2 separate regions of the Homo sapiens genome follow, and region 1 is linked to region 2. The links are chromatin contacts, found by Hi-C or POLR2A ChIA-PET in ENCODE. All regions are on one chromosome and are shown on one strand. The core of a region is the stretch at or near the end of the contact, and the rest is flanking DNA. Distances in the headings are between cores, read along the strand shown.

Evidence for each region. A loop is a pair of places that touch in the nucleus more often than their neighbours do. ChIA-PET counts read pairs that join two places held with the same protein, here RNA polymerase II (POLR2A). Pooled maps may share reads with other maps.
Region 1: a pooled map shows a loop between it and region 2 (2.2-fold over the local background). The contact joins two enhancer-like sites. A Hi-C loop is called at or near these places in 1 of 50 pooled maps. POLR2A ChIA-PET finds 5 or more read pairs at or near these places in 4 of 52 experiments (PC-9, Panc1, activated CD8-positive, alpha-beta T cell and 1 more).

The regions. Positions count from the first base shown.
Region 1 is chr4:2,330,688-2,335,293 of GRCh38, forward strand. The region is part of intron 6 of ZFYVE28 (zinc finger FYVE-type containing 28); the gene reads right to left. Among named protein-coding and RNA genes, the nearest start is that of MXD4, 71 kb to the left of the region's middle. RefSeq lists enhancers at 1,041-1,838, 1,839-2,636, 2,627-2,706, 2,637-3,434, 2,957-3,016 and 2 more. Within about 2 kb of position 2,889, at least 4 of the 41 ENCODE cell types and tissues checked have a DNase peak (open chromatin) inside an H3K27ac peak, as active enhancers do.
Region 2 is chr4:2,483,225-2,487,625 of GRCh38, forward strand. The region is part of intron 1 of RNF4 (ring finger protein 4); the gene reads left to right. Among named protein-coding and RNA genes, the nearest start is that of RNF4, 16 kb to the left of the region's middle. RefSeq lists enhancers at 2,061-2,340, 2,844-3,345. Within about 2 kb of position 1,972, at least 24 of the 41 ENCODE cell types and tissues checked have a DNase peak (open chromatin) inside an H3K27ac peak, as active enhancers do.

The sequences.
Region 1 (4,606 bases), core at 1,639-4,138, 150 kb before region 2:
GGACACTGGAGCAGAGGGGACAGCGTGGAGGAGGAAACATCATGGAAAAGGGGACAGTGCGGGGGAGGGGACAGTGTGGCAGTAGGGATAGGACAGTCAAGGGGACCCTGAGCGAAGGGGACAGCATGGTGGAGACCCAGGGCAGCGGGTGCGTGGGGACTGGGGAGAGAGGACTGGTGTGGGCACGGTGCAGGCAGATCACGGTGGGAGCTCCGGCAAGGGTCTGAGCAGGGCAGAGATGACACCTTGTTTTGACACAGGTGGATGGGTGAGGGCCCCTGAAGAGGATCCGGCAACCATCCTGCAGGCCACGTGGGCGGTGGCTCCTGCACGTGTTCTGGGATGGGCTGGAAGGAGGGGGCTGGGGAGGAAGGCAGGGGTAGACGCTGGGATGGGCTGGAAGGAGGGGGCTGGGGAGGGAGGGAGGGGTAGATTCTGGGATGGGCTGGAAGGAGGGGCTGGGGAGGAAGGGAGGGAGGGGTAGAGGAGAGGGGCCTGGGTTCTGCACAGGTCCGGTCTGGGAAGCGTCGCACACACACAGCTGTGAGTGCAGACGGGCGAAGCCGCAGCGAGGCGGGCAGGCAGGTCTGTGCTGATGGGGACTGGGAAGTGACCACTGGGTCTAGAGGTTTTATTTCATTTCTTCCTTTAAAGGAACTGTTTTAAGGCCGGGGCTGGGCACGGTACCTCATGCCTGTAATCCTAGCACTTTAGGAGACCAAGGCAGGCAGATTGCTAGAGCCCGGGAACTCGAGACCAGCCTGGACAACACAGCAAGACCCTGTCTCTATTTTTTTTTTAATTAAAAAATAAAAATAAAAAGTTAAAAACAAAAAAAAGAAACTGTTTTAAGATAAATCCCCAAAAGTAAAACCAGTTTGTCAAAGAGTCTGAGCCTCGTGGAGACACTCTCCCCAGGACGCGTGTCTCAATCAGCAGGAGGGACTGACTGGATGCAGGTCTTAGGGAGGGGACAGGCTGAGGGGTGCAGGGCAAGTGGGGCCCCTCCCCTACGGCTCAGAGCAAGTCCCCACAGGGGTGACCCCCAGTTTTTGTCCTCACTGCCTGGTAAGGCCAGACCCCACCAGGCTGGGGACACCCTAAACAGGGGGAAGGGTGCCACCCAGCACTCCCTTCCACCTCCCCCTGCCAATCTGAAGGCCTCAGTTTACCACTGCCTCTGCCCCAGGCAGGCCTCCTCTGCCAGCCACAGAACTAGAGTTTTCTGCTTTCTTGTGTCACAGGTGAATAGCAGGCTCTGACCCTCGGGTGGGCTTGGTTCTGCCGCCTCCAGCTGTTGACCCCCAGCGGTGCCTTCGCCACTGGGAGCCCCTCAGAAGGGGACGGGAGCCTGGCCCGCAGCTCATGCTTGGTAAATGTGGCATCACTGTTCTGACACTGTGTGCTGGAGAAGGGACTGGGGCTCTCGGGCAGCAGCACAGTCACGGGCAGGAGCCACAGAGGAGCTCCACCCTCAGCTCCTGCCCCGCTCAGCACCCCTGCCTCCCCTCTGCTCTCAGTGTTCCCTGGGGGTCACCTGGGGGGTCCCAGGATGCCCACTTCACAGAGGCAGGATCCTGCGAGGGTGTGGGCCCAGGAATGCAGGCTAGAGGGGTCTTCATTTCTGCAGAAGTTCCTGCGGCCCCCTGGTCCTTGCTCGAGCCCTGGACTTGCCCCTGAGCATACACCACCTGCACCAACGTGCCCCTGCCTGCCACCTGCACAGCTCCCACCTCTGGGCCGGCTGCCCTGGGGAGCCTCTCCCTCACGCCTTCAGCTCCTGTCCACCCCATGGGGTCCCTGCACTGAGTCCCCCTTCCAGCATCCAGAACATTCCACAGCACTGTGGGTCAGCCCATCTGTCCATCTCCCTGGTACAAGCACAGGGCGAGGTATGCAGTAGGCACTCAATACTTGCTCACTGAATGAACACAGGAAGGAGCAGGTTCTGGGCCCCACCACGGGCAGCTGTGGCCTCTGCCTGTCCGGCTCAAAGCGGTCGCTGTGGATGACGAGGAACAAGACGGGATCCGCTGGTGGTGCAGGGCTGCAGGGCCCCAGTGAGCATCCCAGAGGGGCGGCCTTAGGAACAGCTGCCCACTCAGCACTCACCCGCTCAGCACTCACCCGCCCTGCTCGAGGCTCGCTGCACAGAGGGTTGCAGTGGCAGCCTGGTGCACCCCACGGTTCCTCGTATCCACAGCCTGGCTCTGTGGCTAGATGCCTGCCTCTGTGGGGGCTCACAGCTGGCCACCCCCCTGGACAGGCCTGCTCCCTGGACTCTGGCTTTGGGCTCTTATGCCCTCTCGCCCTTCCTCCCTCCTTCAATCCAAGCCCCCTTCACCTCCTGGGGGTCCCTCACTCCCTTTCCAGGCTCTCCCACTGTCCTGAGCCCGAGGGGACCCCACGCCAGTGCCTCCAGGAGGGGACCCGCGGGACAAAGCCTCTGCCAACAGAAGCTCCAGCCTCCCTCCCCAACCTCCCTCCCTTGGCCTCCCCCGCAGCACTGGCCTCCCCTGCTGCCCTTCCCTGACCCCCCCTGCTGCCCTTCCCTGACCCCCCACACTCCCCCACCTCCCTCCCCAAGCTGCCCCCCCACCTCCCTCCTCTGGCCTCCCCTACCCTGATCCCCCAGCCCCCGCCTCCCCTTGCCTCCCAGGATGAAAGCCTAGGACAGAAGGAGGAGCAGAGGTTTGGCCACCAGCAGGTGGACTGAGGTCGGCAAGCAGGACACAGATGATACTGGTTGGGGGAAGTGGCTGCTGTTCTGCGGTCGCCTGTACTCGGGCAAACACGGGCAGCAGACTCAGTGTGAAAGTCCCGAAACACAGTATGCCTGGGGTGCGGCCTGCGGGGAGGGTCACCTGGGGTCACCTGCACACTCCAGGCCCGACCTTTAAGAGGAAGTCCAGCCAGGGCTCACCGGCTCATTGACACGGGCATGAGTGGGCGGGTGGCTTGGTGCCACACCTCAAAGCACTCGCGGAGAACTTTTTACAAGGACAGCAGAGCTGTTCATTTGCTGTGAGTGCCCTTGGGACAAGGAGACACCTGTACCTGAGGCAAAGGCTCACAGCGCCCTGCGCCCTGGTGGAAACAAGGCCGGCTCGCAGGATCTTTGCTGTTCTGTTTTTTAAACAAAGAGAAGAATAAGGACCAAAACTGCCTGTCATTTTCTTCAAGTGAGTTTGGCCACAGAGAGACACTTGTCTAGAAAAGAAAAACAATGTCACCAAATCCTGTGGCCCATGGGAAGGGGCGCTCTGTGCTCTGGGGTGGCCTCTCCCCGCCAGGACACTTCCCTCCAAGCCACCTTGTCGCTGGCCACTGGGGACACCCTGCCCTCCAGCCCTGAGGTCTTCAGGTGAAAGGAAGTTCCCTGAGTCTAACGGCAGGAGGATTTCCGAGCCTCCCTCTGGCGCGATGTGAGGCTCACTCTCTCTGGTTTGCTAACTTTGTGAAAGACGCAACCTCTGCGAGGACACGGGAAGGACGGCGCAGGAAACAGGCCAGGCCCTGAGCTATTGGAGGGGACTCTGGGGAGCCAGGGCCCAGCAGATAGAGACCACGCTGGAGCCCTCCCGGAGGAGGTGGCACCAGGACCTAGGGGAGTGAGCGGCCTGGCCCAGGGGTGTCCAGACTGGCCCCGGCAGCAGCCCCCATTGCTCCCCACTCCAACAAGGGGTGTTCGGCGCATCCTGGGGTTAAGCACTTCTGTCCCCTGCAGGCCCCGCCGCTGGCCCTAGCCCACTGCACTGCCACCGCCCCGCGTGCTCCCACCTCTGCACCCCCATTTCCCACGGGAGGGGTATCCATGCTCAACCCCAGTGCACTGCCACGTGTGCCTGTGCCCCGGGGTCCCCTGGGGCTCCTCAGCATGGCCTCAGTGAGGTCTCTCCAGCCTGAGCCTGGACCAGTCGTGGCCTCTGTGCCCACCCCCCACTCCCCGACCACTTCACTGACATCCACATCTCCACGGGCATCTCTCTCAAGGGCTCCCCATCCCCTACTCTGCCCAGTCCCACACCTGCTGGCCGCTGCCCACTGGACCCTCCCCCTTCCCCCTCCCCTTCCCCCTCCCCACTTCCGCCTCCCCTCTTCCCCCTCCCCTCTTCCCCCTCCCCTCTTCCCCCTCCCCTCTTCCCCCTCCCCTCTTCCCCCTCCCCACTTCCGCCTCCCCCCCAGCTGCAAGCTCCACTAAGCTCTCTGTGGTCCACTCACTCCTCCGCCCCCGTGACCATCCGCCTGGCAGGGGCATGGGGAATCCCCGTCTGGAGTCAGGGTGTGGATGAGCAGCCTGACCCCTGGGCTCTAACCTTGGCCCCAGACAGCTCAGAGACGCTAAGCAGGTGACCCCGCGCATCCTGCCTCGGTGGATTTCAGGCCTGAGCTTCCATGTGCTGTGTTCACGTCCTTGAGCCCCACAGGACCCTACAGGCTGCCTTGAGTTCCCTGCTCTCCCAGACGGCCCCGCTGGCAGGAAAGGTTCCACACAGGTATTCCATCAGCCAGACCAACTGCCCCCACCTGCCCTTCAACCCAATGTGCTTCACCTCCCTGCCAGCCCCCAAATTATTCAAACAAGCCAATCACAGCCTCCTGAGGG
Region 2 (4,401 bases), core at 722-3,221:
AATTAGTTGATAGAGCTGCCTTCTGGGTGCTAGGAACCATACTGGGTGTTTCATTCAGCGGTCACTGGTTCCACAGAGGTGAGGTGTTCTACTCAATTAAAGATGTGGACACTGAGGCACAGAAGGCAAGTATTTGTCCAAGGCTGTAGGGCTTATTGGCCAGCCACATCATTGCTGACCGCTTAACCACATACCCTCATTTGTATAATGAGCAAGAGGCTCATATTTCTTCTGAGTATTAAGGTGTGGTTATTGATATGACTGAGGGTATCAAAGTTCTGTTTAAGAGGTGTTTGTGAACAGGTGCGGTGGCTCACACCTATAATCCCAGCACTTTGGGAAGTCAAGGTGGGCAGATCACTTGAGGTCAGGAGTTGGAGACCAGCCTGGCCAACATGGCAAAGCCCCATCTCTACTAAAAATACAAAAATTAGCCGGGCATGGTGGTGGGTTCCTGTAATCCCAGCTAGTTGGGAGGCTGAGGCACAAGAATTGCTTGAACCTGGGAGGTGGAGGCTGCAGTCAGCCAAGATCACACCACTGCACTCCAGCCTGGGTGACAGAACAAGACTGTGTCTCAAAAAAAAATTATTTGTTTTTATTGATTTTTATTTATTTATTTATTTTGAGACTGAGTTTCACTTGTTGCGCAGGCTGGAGTGCAATGGTGCGATCTCGGCTCACCTCCACCTCTTGGGTTCGAGCGATTCTCCTGCCTCAGGTTCCCGAGTAGCTGGGATTACAGGCGCCCACCACCACACCCAGCTAATTGTTGTATTTTTAGTAGGGGGTGGGTTTCACCATATTGTTCAGGCTGGTCTCGAACTCCTGGCCTCAGGTGATCCCCCCCCGCCTCGGCCTCCCAAAGTGCTGGGATTACAGGTGTGAGCCACCATGCCTGACCCAGGTCTCTTATTTTCAGTGGGTAATTGTATCAGACTCTGCCTCCCAGGTGGGGTTTGAGGGTTCTGTGTACCTGGTGTAGGCCTAGGCTAAACAGAAGAGCTTCTCGTTAGAGCATCTCCCTGTGGACTGGCTGCAGAGTTACGATATCATTCTGGTTCTGCTGTGCTCCCCACTGCCCCTTTTCAGCTGACTCTTTGCTCATAGGAATACAGTGGTATGAGATAGGGTCATAGAATTTGGTTCCAGTCTAACACTCTTCCTGTTTCCTGCCCGCCTGTATGTCTCTATCCATTAGCAGACTCCTTTATGTATGATAGAGACACATGCACATATGCATACACGGACAGTCCCTGACTTACAGTGTTTCATTTAGAATTTTTCAACTTATGATTTATTGGGAGTTAGCCCCATTGTACGTCAAGGAGCATCTGCACATCGTATACATATATACCATGAATACACATAATTATATGTCACACTCCTGCTAGAGTGGGGGGGGTCAATATCTGAAGTGCTTATAATAGCTTTATTGGGGGGGACCTCTAAGAAAAACAGAATAATTACTTAGACCTTAAATAATAAATCTATAAGAATGAAGAAAGCCCCAAAGCCCTTCCAGCTTCCATCCCGTCAGTCACCTCTCTGTCCTATACTCTGCCACTACCCCGAGCCTCATGGCTTTCTTCTCACCTGGGCTACCCTGAGTCTCCTCCTTGGTCTACAGTCTGACTTGTTCAGTCTCCCATCTGTTCTCACCAGACACAGGTGACATGGTCTCTAAATGCAGATCTCAACATGTCATCTCTGTCCCAAAACCCTCGATGGCCCTGTCCTGAGGGTGTAGTCAGTGAGGCTTGTTAGGAACCCTCGGCACCTTTGTTGTCCTCCACACAGTGCTCGTGTGGGACATCCCTGCTCCCTTCCGCCCACCCCACCCACATACATTGTTTCTTAATTAACTCCTCCTGTCACTTGAGGCCCCATTCAGCACTGCTTCCTCTAGACAGCCCGGCTTGATCCTCAGCGCGTTTGGGCTGGGACTGCGACTCCTTTGCTGCTGCTTCCACTTGCTTAGGTCACCAGCGTCCCACTTCCGTGTTTGAGCTCACTGGCCGCCTTTCAGTTCCCCAGCCTGTGCATTGCAGCTGTTCACTGCTTCCTCCTCCTTGAAGAAGGAGGTTTTGTCTGAGTGACGGCTCCAGGTTCTCCTAGCTTTGTTTCTTTTAAATTCTCTTTTACAGATTCTATCTACCTGCCTCCCCAAGTTTTCACACATTCTGAAATCTCTACGTCCATCCGAGTTCTCACTCTTGAGTTTCCAGCTACCTTGGGCCCTTTCTCCCTGGGTGTCTCACACCCTGCTTTTCTAAAACTACACTCAGCACCTGTTTCTGTTCTCCCTTCCCTCATTGGGTTTTATGGCCTCATTCTTGCAGAGTAAGAAGCTAGATACCTTGGCGTGAGTTGTTTCTCCTTTCACCTTGGAAGCTTTAGGAATACCTAGCATCCGGCTCTCCTGACCATCCCCAGTTAGGAATGACCACTTCTCTACCCCAGCTCCTCTTTTCTCAGTGGCAGGGGCGCCATCAACACCCCACTCTTACCCTCATTTATTCCTTCAATAAATATGAGCATCTGCTTTGTGTAAGGTCTTAGCTAGGTAGAAAGTAAATAGAGCCTTGTCCTCGTAGCGCTTACCTAAGTGAGAGCATACTGGACGAGAGACTGGAGGATGGTGGGGCCCTTTCTTGAAATGGAGTATATGTTGGCGGAAGGAGGAGGCAAGGGTTCCTTTTGGAACACACTAAATTTGAGAAATCTGAAAAATCACCGTCAGTGTTCCCGCTAGTTTCTGGAATTGATGTATTTGATTCTGGCACTAACATACCTATTTGAGGGTGTGGGTCTTGGTATCAGACTGCCCTGGTTTAAGTCTAGGCTCTGTTTACTAGGTGTGGATGACTTTGGGGAAGTTCCTTAACTTTAATCCTTAGCTGCTTCATGGGTAAAATGGGGAACATAACAGTGCTTATTTCCTTACTGGGTGATGTGAGGAGCACATGTGGTGATATTAATATTTAGGAAGCGCAGTGCCTTGTGCAGATGCAGAGAAGGCACCTCTCAGCTGTTGTTAGTTTTCTTATTCCATTGGACTCTCACCTGCATGATCCAGAACCCTTTGTAGTTGGTGAGGGCTACTTTCCCATGACCGCTAAGGTCTCCATTCACTCTGCATTTCTACGTCCCCACCACGCTGGGATGCTCTGCTGGAAATGCTCCTGTCTCACCTCAGTGCCCTGGTGAAATCCAGCCTCTTGGTGGCTTATCCCCAAGACCAGCCTTCCAAATTCCTTTGAACTCTGACTCCTGACCCTTACTAAACCCAAAAGAGAGAGAAAAACCAGATTTGGGGTGAATTGCTGTATGGGCCAGGGCATGGAGAATGAGGGGGCTCCAGAAAGCTTCCCAGGGAAGTAGTAATGGTCTAGCTGGGCCTGCAGGGATGCAGGAGGCTGGTTTCAGAGTGGTGAGGGGTGTGCAGGCCAGGACAGCCACAAGGCACATCTTCAGCAGCCGTATTTGGAAGCCTCAATATCAGTGAAGTGGGAGGAGAGAGGCTTAGGAACAGCCTGGGTGTGGACATCAGGTGTTTCCCTTTGCTCTGCAGGCTGATTTCTCTGTCTTCCTTTGTCAGTAGCTTCTCTTTTCTAAATTCTAAGACACGCTATTGATGTGGCGGGGAGAACAAGCCCCTATATGATAGATGTGCACCCAAATGTAAGATATTTCTTGAGATCAGAAACATTCGTGGATATGAGAACCCAGGACATGTGGTGGATCTGGGACTGTCGTGTGGTCTGAATGATCTTGTGAGTCCTAAGGTGATGTCGAGGCACCTCCCACCTCTGTTGAAACCAACTAGACAAGTCTTTTCCTAGCCAGAGCCTCTTCCCTGAATGTCTGTTTAAAGTTGAACACTTACCAGGTGAGGTGTTGCTTTGAGAAGCATTTGTGCTCCGGGCTGGAGTGCAATGGTGCAGTCATGGCTCACTGCAGTCTTGACCTCCTGGGCTCAGGTGATCCTCCTGTCTCAGCCCCTGGAGTAGCTGGGACTACAAGTGTGCACCGTCACATCTGGCTATTTTTTTAATGTGTTTTTATTTTTATTTTTTGAGACAGAGTCTCTCTCTGTTGGCCAGGCTGGAGTGCAGTGGTGCCATCTTGGCTCATTGCAACCTCCGCCTCCCGGGTTCAAGTGATTCTTGTGCCTTAGCCTCCTACGTAGCTGGGATTATAGGCGCACACCACCACACCCGGCTAATTTTTATATTTTTAGTAGAGACGGGGTTTCGCCATGTTGGCCAAGCTGGTCTTGAACTCCTGATCTCAAGTGATCTGCCTGCCTCAGCCTCCCAGAGTGCTGGGATTACAGGCATGAGCCACTGCCCAGCCTCATTATTTTAATTTTTTTATAGAGACAGGATCTCACCATGT